Regions from separate parts of the Homo sapiens genome. Here region 2 is linked to region 1. Evidence: read pairs that join two places in POLR2A ChIA-PET (ENCODE). Cell type or tissue: MCF 10A. All regions are shown on one strand.

Region 1 (8,000 bases):
GGAGTGAGGGATGGGAAGTGGAACAGGGAAGGGGGAGGAGGCAATGCAAGGATGTGCCGTGGAGTTGGCCACCGCTATAGACAGAGGGGCCACTGGCCTTGGAAGGAGCCATGTGAAATGGGCCTCAGATAACAGAGGGAAACATTTATATATTGGCCCATCCTCCACTGATTAGAAGAGCCCACATGGGCACGACTCCTATCCATTTCTAAGTTGTACAAGATATGAGTGTCCAGTGGATGCAACAAGTGCCTACATGAAGTATCAGGGGCACCTCAGGGCAAGAAGCAGGAGTATGGACCAGGTCCACACACTGTCCAGCTGCCCCCGTGTGAAGGTCGGCAATCCTGTGTGGAACAAGTTGATGAGGACATGACTGGAGTAAGAGGTGAGATGAGAGTGTTCAAAATTGAAGTGTCTAAAACCCACATCTACAAAACAGAGACAATAACAGTATCTGCCTCATAGGCATTTGAGAGTTAAGTGAGATGCTTTATGTGGAAGTGTTCTATAAACTGCAAATTCTAATTGTTATTGCTGTTAAAGTGACCTTCGGCTTATGTAACTAGAAAAGTGCCTAACACACTATTAAACAAAAAAGAAATGTGAGTTATGGGAGTTACTAAGTAAGAAGAGTGAAGGAGCAAATACAGAGGTATCCCAAGCTCTTTACTCGAGGTTCCTACCAATGTAAGATTTACCTAATACATTTCACATGTTCCTACTCTGTTCCATATTCAGATAGATTCAAATGAGGTAAATAGTGGTAGAAGAGATATTTTTAAAGTAGCTTACTTGAAGAATTTATTGAGGCCATCCCTTTGAAAGGAGAGAGCTAGGGGAAGATTTATTTGCCTATGCAATGTAACCCCATTCATGGACTTAACTGCCTTTGGCTTTTTCCATTGTTTGACAAAATATTTGAACAGAAGTTGGGTGGGAAATCTTTAGAAATCAGAAAATGGGGTTCTCTTGCCTTAAAAGCATGTAAACTGTGATGAAAATAGAGCAAGGCAAATCACATTCTGTCATAAAGAATCAAACAGGCATAGCGTACCACAGAATCAACAGCCACCCTGATCATAGATTAACTGGATAGAGGTCAGGCAGCACCAACCTAGGAAGCTTTCATTTCATTACAACTTACTTCACTTCAGTAAGCCCTTACAGATCCTGTGATAGGCAGAACCAGGCATGTGCTAGGCCATGGGGCTACAGGGATGGTGAGGGTGAAAGACAAGGAGATTAACAGTGAGAACACAGTGGCATCAAGAGAGGTGCACAAGAGTGTTCACAGAGTGTAGAGAATGGGTGCAAATGAAAGGTGCCTGAGTCCGCTTGCAGGGAAAGAGAAAGAGGGTCAATGCAGTTTTCAAAACAACAACAAACAACAACAACAACAGATGCATCACCAAAAGTCTGGTGGATAAGCAGGCATTAGTTGGATGGAGTGGAGGGGCGGGGGTATTTCAGGCTAGAGAGAACAGCCTGGGCATTTGTCTAGAGGTGGGAGGAGGCCTGATACTTTGGAGGAATTGCAAGAAGGTCAGTGTTAGGGAGCAAGGGGAGTGAAGGGGGCAGGGATATGGTGGGAGAGGGGGTTGCAGCTGCGAGACCTGATGGGGCAGGACGGTAAAGAGCCGTCCATTTGGATGCATGCATTTGAACTTGCCTATGGGAAAAGGCAAGCCACAGAAGGATGTTAAGCAGTGGAGTGATGAGATGATATTAATGTTCTCTGTCTAGAAGATACCTCTGGCCATGGGATGTGAGAGAGTGGAAGACCGAGTGGGGCTGGATACATGCAGAAGCTGGAGCTCAGCTTGGAAATGATCATAGTGTTGAGTCCGGGAAGATGGATAAGGGCCTGTGGCAATGCAGTAGGAATAAACAGGTGGTGATGGACTTCCAGCAGGGACCCAACATGCTGGTGACCATTCATTTGGATGTGGAAGATGAAGGAGGAGATGGTCAAAGCAATAGCAGGTTTCTGCCTCAGGTGACCAGGTGGAAGGTTGTGCCATTTGCTGAAGAGAAAAAAAGGCTGGTGGAGAAAGTGGAGCCAAATTGGAAGAATAGAAACATGGTTGCTGGAGATAGCTGCTTGCAATGTTTTGTTTTTCTCTATTTATTTTGGGACATGGGATCCTTTTGTAATATTTTTACACATGAAAAGGGGTATAGTCCTCAAAGGCTGTTAGGACTGTCACATATGATTATGCAAGTCTTGCCGTGCAAAAGGGCTTCTGGCCCGGGAGAGAGCGAGGCTGACCTGCAGCCTGTGCGAGGCTCCTTGGGAGTGTACGGACAGGGTTGCATCTGCCTGGGAAAGGGGTACCCATGAGGATGCTTCCCATCACCTCTCTGGACCCACTTCCCACCCTCCTCTGTGCCCTGGCTGGCTGGCCTGTGTGGATGACATGGCCCACCCCCCTCCCTCCAGCACCTGGCTGAGTTCCACCGTTGGGGGTGCTGGCAGGAGAGCAAAGGGAAGAGCGTTTCTCTTGGCTCCTCTCCTTACTGAGGGCCATTGATTGTCTCTCTCCCTTTCTGAAGGTCACAGCTTCCAAAGCTACAGTTCTTGCTTTGTCTCAGTACAGGGCTCTCTCTCTCCTTGTCTCTCAGGGCTCCCCACTGTTGCTAGCCCCAGGATACCATACCATTCCTTGCAGGTTTGCCTAAATCCCACCCACGTCTTTGTAAATGGTGCCTTCCCCTCACACTTTCCTTCATTATCCACTTTGACTGTGTCATCTGTTTCCCGCCAGGACCAGGACTGATATTGAATATTTTTCTAATTAACACAAGGCAACATCTTCATTCACTTCCCCATGCACCTGTGAAGCTGTGACTACCATCGGGACGCCTGTTTCTAGTTCTCAGGAAGGTGCTGTGTTAAGCGAAGGGCCCTCTGGGTTCTGAAACTCTGGGGGCCTTGATTCCTCTGCAAGTGGGAGCCAGATTGGCTTTTCAGTCTCACCCAAACTTTGAGCTAGAAGGGAAGAGGGAGGAGAGTGGGGAAGGGAAAGGTGTCAGAGTCAGCGGACCCTGAGGAGAGGCACTGTGGATTATCAGTGTGAGGTATTAACATCACCCCTCCAGCCTTCACTGGGAATTGGGAGTCGACACTTGGGAATGTTTGAGTGCAGGTAAGGCAGGTGTCCCTACTCCACCAGAATGATCTGCTCCCCTTCTTCAAGTTTCTCGGTTTCTTACCCAACCATCCCCTTCCCCTACCCTGGCTATATGTAGCTGTTTCTAATTTTCTTTAATTTAACAAGGACTCAGTAAAAGAGAATATTTTCGTTAAACTTTCAGGTTTAACAAGATATTGTGAAAGCCATTGATCTCCACTCTATCACGCTGGAGAAGTAGGGAAATACCTATTTGTAAAATGTGCGTGTCTGCCTGTTGACACCCAGTTGTTGGCTTATTTGTTCATTCATTTATTTATGCATCTATTATTTATTCATTCATCAAATAGCTGTCAAATGCTATCTAAGACTTGATTGTTGTATTTATCCTCAGCTGGACCCTTCTATCCCCTCCTAAAGGAAGAGGAAGGAGGCATGCAAGGCACACAGCAAGGTGGGCTGATGCCAAGCTAGAACAAGGAAAGTGCAGTTGGAGGACATGTGTGGTGGGACCTGTAGCTGACCTTTCCCCTCCCTGCAGCCAGACTTTGCCCTCCCTGCAGCCAGGCCTGGGCCACACGGGTAGGAATACCCTGGCAGTTCACATTCTCACTCAGTCTCACACTCACTTTGTACTCTGATGCTGACATGAAGTGGCTCTGCTGGCAGCCCACGTGTTTCCAGATACTTGACCCAGCTGCAGGTATGAAGGCCTTACCTCCTGGCAAATGTGAAACAAAAGTCGAAGGAGACAAAGAGCCTGTGAGCTTGTTCCCCACTCCTTTCCATACTCAGCTGATGACTCAATTCACCACCAAGGGTGAGCATGAGGGATCTGTCCGTTCATATTCATCTTCCACCCTTTCCAGGCTTTGGATGTGTGGAGCTGTGCTAATTTGGAGTTGCTGAGCTACAGGACAGTGTTAAGAGAGGCTCTGGCATCTCAGATTTATTGCTTGAATACTTGAAATCCTTATTACAGGAAGTTACACAGCTTGCTTCCAAGCAGCACATGTAAAATTGCAGTTTGACGTTCTGGGGAAATCCCAAGCGTCACGCTGTTTCACCAGAGTGATAAATTGACAAGGGGCCAGTGTTCTGATGAAATCTTGCTTCTGTTTGCCTGCCTTCCCCATGAGTTCTCTAGTTTCCTAAGAGCCAAGAGTGAGCAAATAGGCTCTTACTCATTTTAGAACATTAGTCTTCTAATTTGCATACTTTCTTTCTACATCTAGTTATTGGTACTTGAACGGAAGTGGAGGAGTCTGTCCTAACATATTCCTCTGCCCTCCCCATCCCATCATGATTGAGAAAGAGAGAGAGAGAGAGAGATTGGAACTTGGGTTAGGAACTACTTTCCAGAATCTTTTATTTTCTTCTTTTTACTTATCTACCTTCCTTCCCTTTTTCTTTTCATTCCATTTCTCTCTCCCTCTTTTATTCAGTAATTTATCCAATTACCCATTCATTACTTTGTACCTGGAACCTGAGCTTAAGATAGCTGTGTCCTCTTCCTCTCCCTGATTAGGATTTAGATGTAAGTCTGTGAATGCCAGGATGATGTGTGGCTCAACCTACCTGTGGGTCTGCATACCTGAGTGATGGAGTCTCCTAGGAAAGACTCTCTTCACAGGAGGGGGAAATAGAAGCACCTACTAGGTTCAGTTGCACTGGACCAGGACTAGAATGGAGACTGGGGTGGTCCTGGTGGGGTTTGAGGAACAGCACAGTGCCTGTCACTCTGATGTCTTCTGGCCCAGCGCCCAGGGCCAGAAGTCCTGGGAAGTCCTGCGCCTGGGTCCTGAGATGAGGGTATTGGAATAAAAAACAAGTGTAAACAAAAATAGTTCATCACAAAAGCATCCCTAGGTTACAGGAAGCAGGGGGCAAGAGCAGCACCAGCCAGCCCCAAAAGCCAGGCTGATGTCAGTGTCCTTGACCCTGTGCAGATGCAGCTGTGTCATGGGTGGTGGTGGTGGGCACCTCCACTGTGCTCCAGCATAGACGTGCTGCTCTCTAAGGCTGCCTTGGTTGTCAGCAGCAATGGAGACCCCAGTCCCGTAAGCAGAGGCAGGTGAGGAAGAAGGTAGCAGGTGCCACACATAGCAGTGGGCAGTCATGCTCAGTATCTGTAAGATAATCCCTGGAGAATCCCAGACTTTAGGGGATGAGTTTGATGTGAGGATGTGTGTGGTTGGAGCAGCTGCAGAATGGATTTGGGTAAATCCAGAGAATGCTGTTTTGTATCTCTCACTAAGATTCTGTTTCACTCTAGGCAGAGGAATTTGAGAGACACAGGCTTTTACACGTGCCTTAAATCCAACTTACTTCCAAAAAGCACTTGTAGAAGCTTTATAGAAAGCCTCAATATAAAAGAGATAATTTTTTTAAAAAGAAGATGAACCACAGTCAAGAAATAAAGACTGGAAGGAAGGAAGGAAGGAAGGAAAGATGAGTGGTGTTTTACTAGAAAGCCTAGTCAAACAAATGTTTTTGCGTGGTTTGGAACTGTTATCTCTTCTGGGCTTAATTCCTAAGAAGACAAACTCTATGCCTAATCAAGACCTGAAAAAAAAAATGAAATTCAGTTATTTAGATGGCGATTCTATTTTGTTTTCTAAATGTATTACTGTACCAGGAAAGTTCTATAATTCTTCATGGTTAGAGAGCTGCCGGAAGTCATCAGACTTTATTTGAATACATTGTTGGAAAATCCTGATTATTAGTTCTGTGTCCCCAAGGCCACAAATGACCCCAAAATGCAGCTGCCTACATGTCAAGCTGGGGATTACACCGATAGCTGAGGGAGCTGGAAGTGTCCTGTACTCATGATCAGCACCTGCACCTGTCCTTCTCATTTTACCCTCACAATGATGCAGGGAGATGGGAGGGCCCGTACCGTTATCTCCACTCCACAAGTGAAGAAACCACAAGTCAGAGAGTTGTCCAAGACCATACTTAGGTGCAGGGCTGGTGTCGGAATACAGGCTCCGATTCTCAAATCCCAACTGCATAGGCCCTTTCCTGAACATAGGTCTGGAATAGTAACTTACCTAACTTTCTTACAAGCACCAGGAAATTCTGATGCTCACCCAAATGTAGGACTCTTAACCCCAACACCATCTGTCCCCACTTCCACTGAAGACTCAATGGATCATGGGGGCAGTTTTCCCCATGCTGTTCTCGTGATAGTGAAGGAGTGCTCACGAGATCTGATGCTTTTAAAAGTGGCAGTTTTTCCTGTGCTTTCATTCTCTCTCCTGCCACCTTGTAAAGAAGGTGACTGCTTCCCTTTCCTCCATGATTGCAAGTTTCCTGAGGCCTCTCTAGCCGTGCAGAACTATGAGTCAATTAAACCTCTTTCCTTTATAAATTACCCAGTCTCAGGCATTTCTTTATAGCAGTACAAAAACGGGCTAATACATTGAGTAAATTGCCCAGGATGATACAGCAAGGAAACAGGTTAGATGAGGTTGATGAATATTGGGCATCTGATGGCTAAAGGTGATTGGAGGACAAGAAGAAGAAGAAGAGGACATGGTCTCTGAACAGGGAGCACACAGCCTGATGATGAATCGGGGCAAGTTTCACAGAACAGTAGTTCTTTCTGCTTCATCCCTTTAGTTGTTTTGTAAGTCCAAAGTAAAAGGGTTCCATCCGACTGTACTGAGAGAGGGACTGGCACTAGATGGATTCTATTGACAACTGCAGCCAGAATTCAGACATCCAGAGTGGACACAGCACATCACAGCCCATGCCTGTGTGAGAGAGCCACCCCCCCCAACACCTACCCATGCCCACATTCACACCCACCCACAGGCACAAATAAAGTGCTAACCTCCTCCAGTGGGGACAGTACTGGGAAAATGCCAGCTGACCTGTGGTCTCCTTTGGCTCCTTAGAAATTCAAAACTGCTGTAATTAAACATTTCCAAGAATTTGTAATACCCTCAGAGTATTAGAGAAAGCACTAGAAGTTTCCTGAGGTAACAAAGCAGAGAATAGTGAGGGGAAGAAGACAAAACAGAGCATTGTAGGCAAGACAGTAGCACCGATTTGAGGGAAGAAATTGGCTTATGCCTTTGCGAGACTACTGGGAAGAGGCCTACGAGGGAATAGAGAAGAAAAAACATTTGTTAAGTACCACATATGTGCCTGATTCTGTGCTTTCATATATACCTGCTTTCATTCTCAAATAACTCTAGGTAGGTATTTTGGTTCTATTTTACAGGTAAGGAAACAGGCTTGGACAGGGCAGGTAATTCATCCAAAGTGACCCAGACAGTAAAAGAGAACCTGGACTTGAAACCCAGGTCTTTGAAGGCACAAACGTCCATGCCATCCCTATTGCATCCGTATGCATGTGTATCAGTATGTATCTTAACAAATGCGGCATTTAATAAGTTCCAGGTTCTGTTCTAAGTGCTTTACAAATATTAACTCATTTAATACCCACAACCACCCTAGGAAGTAAGTGCTAGTATTATTTTCAGTTAGCATAAGAGGAAATTGAATAACAAAGAGATTGTGTCATCTGCCCAGATCACATGTCTGCTGGCAAGCTGGCTGCTTGGCTGAGGGCTCATTCTTCCCGCTTTTACTCTGTGGGGCCTCTATGTGAGTGGAAGTGCTTATTTCTTGGGTTAGAGCCAATCCATCTCTCCAGCTTACAGTAAACTAAAAAGGGGAAAGCAGTAACTTGGAGGCTAGAAGATGCCAGAGGAAACATGTCCACCCAAGATCAGAGCACTCATTCTTGATAAGTAGCTCAGACTCAGCCATCCTTGAAACAGCCTTGGCTGCCTGGCAATGCATCAACACTTCAAGGCTATCTGACATGGCAAGAAATAATAACTCTCGACACCA
Region 2 (8,000 bases), 210 kb after region 1:
TGTACAAGAGACCCAAGTCAGTTAGGGGCTTAGAAAACATCTCAGGTCTCATCCAGCCCCAAGATTTCTCAGTTCCTGGAAAGGTGGAGAGGAAGAAAGGGGGCTTTGAAAGCAGAAGTAATGATTCAATAAGGATGTTGGCTGCATTTTTCTTCTAGAAGGTGAACCAGAGAATAAAGAACAGATTTGTCTTTATTTTGCAAAACCCAGGTAGGGAGAGTGGAGGGGAATGGAGTAAGAATTAATGCATTGAAGTTAGAAACAAAAAGAATGGAGGGAACAAGCAAGTAAAAAGGAAAAGAAAGAAAGGAGCATGTTATGTTTCCTTTCAGAGAATCATTTGTTGGAACACTACATCTCAAACCTGATAACAGCTGGTAAATACAGCTTCAAGTATTGCATAAAAATATCACCTGATTTTAAAAAATAAAAACTTATTTTTAGTTCACTTTTTCCACTTCTTCCATGCAGAGATATTTAGCCAAGACTTACAACTGGTATTATAGGTTGAATTGTTTCCTCCAGAAAAGATAAGTTGAGGTCGTAACTGCTAGTACCTCAGAATGTAACATTATTCAGAAATACAGTATTTACAGAGGTAATAAAGTTGAAGTGAGATCATTAGGATGGACCCTAATCCAATGTGACTGGTGTCATGGACAGGGAAATTTGGACACAGAGACGGACACACACACAGGGAGGATGCCACATGAAGATGGAGGCAGACACCAGGTGATGCAGCTACAAGCCAAGGAACACCAAAGACTGCCCAAAAACCATCAGAAGCTAGGGGAGGGGCCTGGGACAGGTTCTCCCTTGCAGCCCTAAGGAGGAACCAACCCTACTAACACCTTGATCATGAACTTCCAGCCTCCAGGACTGTGAGACAATGTGTTTCTGTTGTTTAAGCCGCCCAGCACGGGGTACTTTGCTACAGCAGCCTAAGTAGACCAATCCAACTGGCTATTCGAGTTTCACATTTCCTGGCTCCATGCTTTCCAGGTAAAGGCCTAGAGTGCTTCTGGAACTGTGATGCTCAAAAGGCAAGCAGAACCCAGCAAGTTGGAGCAGGAAGTATCCCAGAGATCATCAATCTTAACTTATTTTATAGATATGAAAATTGAAGTTCAGGAGGAGTGAGTGACTTGCCCAAGTTTTCACCATGCAGAGCCATGACTCAAACCCAGGTTGTCAGACCTCCAGCCCACAGCTCTTTCTACCAGGGCCTGATCTTACCCAAACTGCACACACAGCCCTTCTTGTCATTACTTACCTGTTGGTTGCATGCCTCTTAAGTGTAAAACTTTGGGCTGGAGTTACTTGGAACCTGCTGCCATGGCAACTGGTGGGGGCAGGAGCAGGTCCTTTCTAGGGAATCTAGGGCTGCATCAGGGAGGCAACAGCTTACAAGACTAGATACTCCTGCTGTCTGCAGACACATCATATTTCTGGTCCTTTCCTCACCTTCCTCCTCTATTACCTTGCCCTCATGGTCAATCTAAATCACAGAACTAGGAGGGCTAGAGAGGAAAATGTTCCATGTTAGCTCAAATGCCAAGAAGGAGCCAGTGACTGCAACATATATTTGGAGAAGATCTTATGGAATTAAGCTCAGAATAAACTTTCTGAACCCCAGGTAAATTATCAAAGAATGGGGCTTTATTTGTTCTGCGCCTCTGCATCTATATGAAAAGATAGTCCTGGGCTACTTTCTCCAATCATACAGATTGGACCTAAGCTTGTAAGTGGCTCCCAAGTCAGAAGGTATTTGGATTTGTCTCCTCTCCAAAAGTCCTCAAGCAGACCCTTGATTTTTGTCCCACCCAGTAAACATGCCAAGTGCAAGGTAACTACACAGTTAAAGGAGTAGCAATTAAGTGAAATCTTGGGGAGGAAGGCATGGTTTTTCTACCATGGGAAGGACAGCAGGGACTCCTTCCTCCTAATCTTCCTCCTACTGTCTTCCTGGGAACTGGACTTCTCCTGATTTTGTCTCTCAGCAGGAAGAATGAGGCGGGGCCACATCTAAAGTGGTCATAGCCCCCAGGAGCTGATAGGCAAGGAAGGATCTTGGGTCGACCTGTACAAAAGGGCCCAGAGGAAATCCTTTGTTCTGATGTTGAGACACAGCTGTGTGGAAGGAAACCAGGCACAGCCTGTGCACTGATAGACTGGGGAGGTGAAACACTTCAACCATCCCTTTGTTCTCTAGTGCTGTTGCTCTATCTTCCTTTCTATACCTTCCCCCATCCTACCCCAACAAGAACCAGATAGCGCCTTCCTGAACTGATCAGTTTCTCACCTTGCCTTTTTTAAAAAACCGCCATTGGTACAAACAGATGTGGTAGTGAAGGTGAGTGTGATTTTCCTTCAAGATACAGGATCAGAGACACCTCTGCTTATAGCCTGTCCTACCTGCTCATCACTTTACTATTTGTTTTTGGTTTGGTGTGAACCAGGGTCTGCTCAATCCAACTCTTCTGCTCTCTAACCTTCACACAGTTTCCCCACACAACCTTCCCACATTTTACTAGTAGCTGCCCATTCCTCTCCATCCACAAAGTTACTGAGGGAGAAGCCATGTTTGGGCAGGGTGACCTGACCCCACACACCACCGCATCTCCTTAGCCCAATGGGCCAAGCCCATGTCCTACTCCTGGGGAGCTTGGAATTCATGCAGGAGAGACAGCTCAGAAGCTGTTGACAGTAGCTGGTTTTTGCCAAGTGGATTAGTAAGCAGAGAAAGCTGCTCTGCAGCCAGATGGATGGATGGATGGACTTGCATACAAGCAGGAAAAAGAGAGTGAGGGAAGCCTTAACTGTCCACGGTGCTTTCATTCCTAGTTCCAGAACATCCCTAAGGCCCAGCTGCCTCTTGACTTTGGCTTCGTTGATAATCCTCTAGCTTGAGCTAGTTTATGTGGACTTCTGTTGCTTACCTGAAACCAAAAGAACCCCCATTTATCAGAAATCACCTCTGAATCCATTAGCTGGAGAATGGCCAGAGCTGGAGCACCGTAAGATCTCCCCCCAAAAAACACTCCTGTGAGGCCTGGAAAATCCTCCTACTGTATCATTTGAGCCACATTTTACCATCTCACCCACAAGGGTGAAATGCAAGTTTGGAGAATGACTCCATGACATCCAGACACCTTCTCACTCCCCATTTAACTTTGAGCTGGCACATTAACCACAACTGCCAGCTCACATTCATTTTAGCTGCCATGTTTTAGGAAGGACAGTAATGGTTCACAGTCCTTTATCCAAATTCTTGAAGCCCAGTGTTTTGGAATTCAAAATTTTTCAGATTTTAAGAAGTATGGCCCATTATAAATTACATTATAAATTATATAACTCCCCTGGAAGGGTCTATGACTGTCTCCTAATCAAACAAAATGCACTAATATTTAAAAAATGGAATAAATAATGATTATAAGTAGTTTCATGTCAAGTTTTCCTTCCAAACAGTTTCAGATTAACTCAGGACAGGTGTTGCCTCAAGTGAGTTACTAAAAATCTTAGTTTCAAAGCTTTCAATATTGCAGTCATGAACGATTATGGTTGCCCATTTCACAGATAAGTAAATTGATGACCAAGAAGGCTAGGTACCTTACTCGGGCAGTCTGGCTCTAAAGGCCACAGCCTTCACTACCATCCCATCCTGCCACTCCACTGTTACACTGCCTCTTCAAACTTAACCCTAACCAAGAGTGGCAGGCTGATGCCAGATCTGCTAAACCCTATGGAAAAAATCAGAATGGGAGCTGTTGAACAGAATAGACAAAGCCAAAAAGGAGATGTGGTCATCTTCTTCAGATAGCCATCTTTTCCGCAAATTCTTTCCCTAAGGCCATTTTTAACCAGGGGACACTGGGCTACCAAGGACACTAAGAACAATCTTGCAAGGAGAAAGAGGTGTTGAGGTTCTGAGCGAGAGGTATGCAAAGGATGAGTAGAGGTTAATCCTAATCTTTGCCAAGTAAAGCAAAGGAAAGCTATGAGTGTCAACAGCCTCAGGTCTTTATCTTTTAGTTTGTTCATTCATCACTCATTGGGTGCCTACTTTGTGTACAATGCAATCAGTGCTGGAAAATGCCAGAGAACAAACTGTCCCTGGCTAGCAAAGCCCTCTACAAGCCTGCTCCCAGCTGCCTTTCTGATCTCTTCTCTCCCCTTATAACCTTCTCCCTCTCCCACTAAATCCAGCCACACCAGCCCTTCCGTGTCACAAACCCTCCAAGATCTTCCCGGCATCGGGACCTTTGCCCTTGCAGCTTCCCGTGCAGGCACTTTCTGCTTCCCGCTCTTCCAATGCCTGGCTGACTTCCCTAACCACCCAAAGGGAGGAGCCACCCAGTCGCTCATTTCCCCATTGCCTTAATTTTCATCTTTGCTCTTACTGGTATCTACTGTTGTTTCTGTTTTTCATTTGTTTACCTTCTCTCCCTATTGAATACAGCTTTCTGGGATCGGGAAGCTGATCTGTTTTGCAGTCTGCTGAATCTGCAATGTTTCAAATAGTGCCTAGTGCATAGTAAGTAGTCTATAAATATTTATTGAATAACAAGAAAGAAATTGGGCTTATATTTTGGAGTTTATGTTAGCTTTGTTGTTTTGTTTGTTTTTTGAAAGCCTGAAGTTTTAGACTAGAGAAAACATAACACAGGTATGTGGCTGAGATGGCTACCTGTCCAGCAACATCCATATTCCCTGTCTTTAATAAGAGCACTCCTGTGTTTTAGCTGAGAATTTCTCTGGCCAGTTCAAGTGTACTTTTCTTGGCATCTTTACAGCATGGATTTGGTCATGCTGGGTGAGAATGAGCTGTGTCATTTCTGAGTCATGTCCTTAAAAGAAATTTACATCCTCCCTTCCCCTGGCCTTTATCCCCCTTCCCGCTACCTAGATGATATCAGGATCCAAAGCAACCCCGTTGGAGCCAAAGATGGAAATCCTGTGTTGAGAAAGACGAGCCGCCTTGTCAGCTGTGAACAGTTTACTTCTGGGTTATTACATGGAGAAAAATAAACTCCCATCTTTTTAAACCATTATATGTGGGGCTTTCTTAGTTACAACAGCTAGGCCAGTACCCTATGCCTAACAGAAGTTTTTAAGTCTTTTTCAGCAACTTAGAGTGTTTTAGCTCTATCTGGTCTGCCTCTGCCAGAAACTACTACACAAATATTACCTTTTTTTTTGTTTTATTTTATCCTTACCATTTGTCAAGTTAGTTCCTGTGTCCCACAACACACCGCATTTGTGTGTTGCAGAAAGAGAAGGAAAACACATTTAATGAATGTCTACTAGGTACCAGGGACTATATTAAATGCCTTGCCTGTAATACTTTGATTCTCCTAATAGACATATGAGTCTGATGTCATTTTCTCTTTTTTTTCCTTTTTTTTTTTACTATTATTAAACTTTAAGTTCTAGGGTACATGACCACAACGTGCAGGTTTGTTACATAGGTATACATGTGCCATGTTGGTGTGCTGTACGCATTAACTTGTCATTTACATTAGGTGTATCTCCTAATGTTATCCCGTCGCCCTCCCCCCACCCCATGACAGGCCCCGGTGTGTGAGGTTCCTCTTCCTGTGTCCATGTGTTCTCATTGTTCAATTCTCACCTGTGAGTGAGAACATGTGGTGCTTGGTATTTTGTCCCTGGGATAGTTTGCTGAGAATGATGGTTGCCAGCTTCATCCATGTCCCTACAAAGGACATGAACTCATCCATTTTTATGGCTGTACAGTATTCCATGGTGTATATGTGCCACATCTTTTTAATCCAGTCTATCATTGATGGACATGTGGGTTGGTTCCAAGTCTTTGCTATTGTGAATAGTGCCGCAATAAACACACATGTGCATGTGTCTTTATAGCAGCATGATTTATAATCCTTTGGGTATATACCCAGTAATGGGCTTGCTAGGTCAAATGGTATTTCTAGTTCTAGATCCTTGAGGAATCGCCACACTGTCTTCCACAATGGTTGAACCAGTTTACAGTCCCACCAACAGTGTAAAAGTGTTCCTATTTCTCCACATCCTCTCCAGCATCTGTTGTTTCCTGACTTTTTAATGACTGCCATTCTAACTGGTGTGAGATGGTATCTCATTGTGGTTTTGATTTGCATTTCTCTGATGGCCAGTGATGATGAACATTTTTTCATGTGTCTGTTGGCTGCATAAATGTCTTCTTTTGAGACATGTCTGTTCATATCCTTTGCCCACTTGTTGATGGGGTTGTTTTTTTCTTGTAAATCTGTTTGGGTTCTTTGAAGATTCTGGATATTAGCCCGTTGTCAGATGAATAGATTGCAAAATTTTTCTCCCATTCTGTAGGTTGCCTGTTCACTCTGGTGGTAGTTTCTTTTGCTGTGCAGAAGCTCTTTAGTTTAATTAGATCCCATTTGTCTATTTTGGCTTTTGTTGCCATTGCTTTTGGTGTTTTAGACATGAAGTCCTTGCCCATGCCTATGTCCTGAACGGTATTGCCTAGGTTTTCTTCTAGGGTTTTTATGGTTTTAGGTCTAACATTTAAGTCTTTAATCCACCTTGAATTAATTTTTGTATAAGGTATAAGGAAGGGATCCAGTTTCAGCTTTCTACATATGGCTAGCCAGTTTTCCCAGCGCCATTTATTAAATAGGGAATCCTTTCCCCGTTGCTTGTTTTTGTCAGGTTTGTCAAAGATCAGATGGTTGTAGATGTGTGGTATTATTTCTGAGGGCTCTGGTCTGTTCCATTGATCTATATCTCTGTTTTGGTTACTGTAGCCTTGTTGTACAGTTTGAAGTTAGGTAGCATGATGCCTCCAGCTTTGTTCTTTTGGCTTAGGATTGTCTTGGCAATGTGGGCTCTTTTTTGGTTCCATATGAACTTTAAAGTAGTTTTTTCCAATTCTGTGAAGAAAGTCATTGGTAGCTTGATGGGGATGGCACTGAATCTGTAAATTACCTGGGCAATATGGCCATTCTCACAATATTGATTCTTCCTATCCATGAGCATGGAATGTTCTTCCATTTGTTTGTGTCCTCTTTTATTTCATTGAGCAGTGGTTTGTAGTTCTCCTTGAAGAGGTCCTTCACATCCCTTGTAAGTTGGATTCCTAGGTATTTTATTCTCTTTGAAGCAATTGTGAATGGGAGTTCACTCATGATTTGGCTCTCTGCTTGTCTGTTATTGGTGTATAAGAATGCTTGTGATTTTTGCACACTGATTTTGTATCCTGAGACTTTGCTGAAGTTGCCTATCAGTTTAAGGAGATTTTGGGCTGAGACGATGGGGTTTTCTAAATATACAATCATGTCATCTGCAAACAGGGACAATTTGACTTCCTCTTTTCCTAATTGAATACACTTATTTCTTTCTCCTATCTGATTGCCCAGGCCAGAACTTCCAACACTATGTTGAATAGGAGTGGTGAGAGAGGGCATCCCTGTCTTGTGCCAGTTTTCAAAGAATGTTTTTGCCCATTCAGTATGATATTGGCTGTGGGTTTGTCATAAATAGCTCTTATTTTGAGATATGTCCCATCAATACCTAATTTATTGAGAGTTTAACATGAAGGGCTGTTGAATTTTGTCAAAGGCCTTTTCTGCATCTATTGAGATAATCATGTGGTTTTTGTCTTTGGTTCTATTTATATGCTGGATTATGTTCATTGATTTGCGTATGTTGAACCAGCCTTGCATCCCAGGGATGAAGCCCACTTGATAATGGTAGATAAGCTTTTTGATGTGCTGCTAGATTCAGTTTGCCAGTATTTTATTGAGGATTTTTGCATCAATGTTCATCAGGGATATTTGTCTAACATTCTCTTTTTTTTGTTGTGTCTCTGCCAGGCTTTGGTATCAGGATGATGCTGGCCTCATAAAATGACTTAGGGAGGATTCCCTCTTTTTCTATTGATTGGAATAGTTTCAGAAGGAATGGTACCAGCTCCTCCTTGTACCTCTTGTAGAATTCAGCTGTGAATCTGTCTGGTCCTGGACTTT

The links. Peaks named below come from ENCODE experiments on the same cell type or tissue, not always from the same donor. Only the 100,000 strongest peaks of a DNase experiment are listed, where the experiment ranks them.
Region 2: POLR2A ChIA-PET joins it to region 1 with 16 read pairs; 3 of 35 experiments call an interaction of 5 or more read pairs at or near these places.

The regions. Positions count from the first base shown.
Region 1 is chr7:106,421,349-106,429,348 of GRCh38, reverse strand. No RefSeq gene overlaps it. Among named protein-coding and RNA genes, the nearest start is that of NAMPT-AS1, 140 kb to the right of the region's middle. RefSeq lists enhancers at 3,912-4,011, 3,395-4,594. In MCF 10A, no CTCF peak of the experiment used is centred here; DNase peaks (open chromatin) are centred at 4,218, 7,718 and 7,978.
Region 2 is chr7:106,213,474-106,221,473 of GRCh38, reverse strand. LOC124901719 (a long non-coding RNA gene) reads left to right here and starts at 4,298. Exons shown (of 2, transcript XR_007060467.1): 1 at 4,298-4,534; 2 at 4,907-5,049. In MCF 10A, no CTCF peak of the experiment used is centred here; DNase peaks (open chromatin) are centred at 4,203 and 4,863.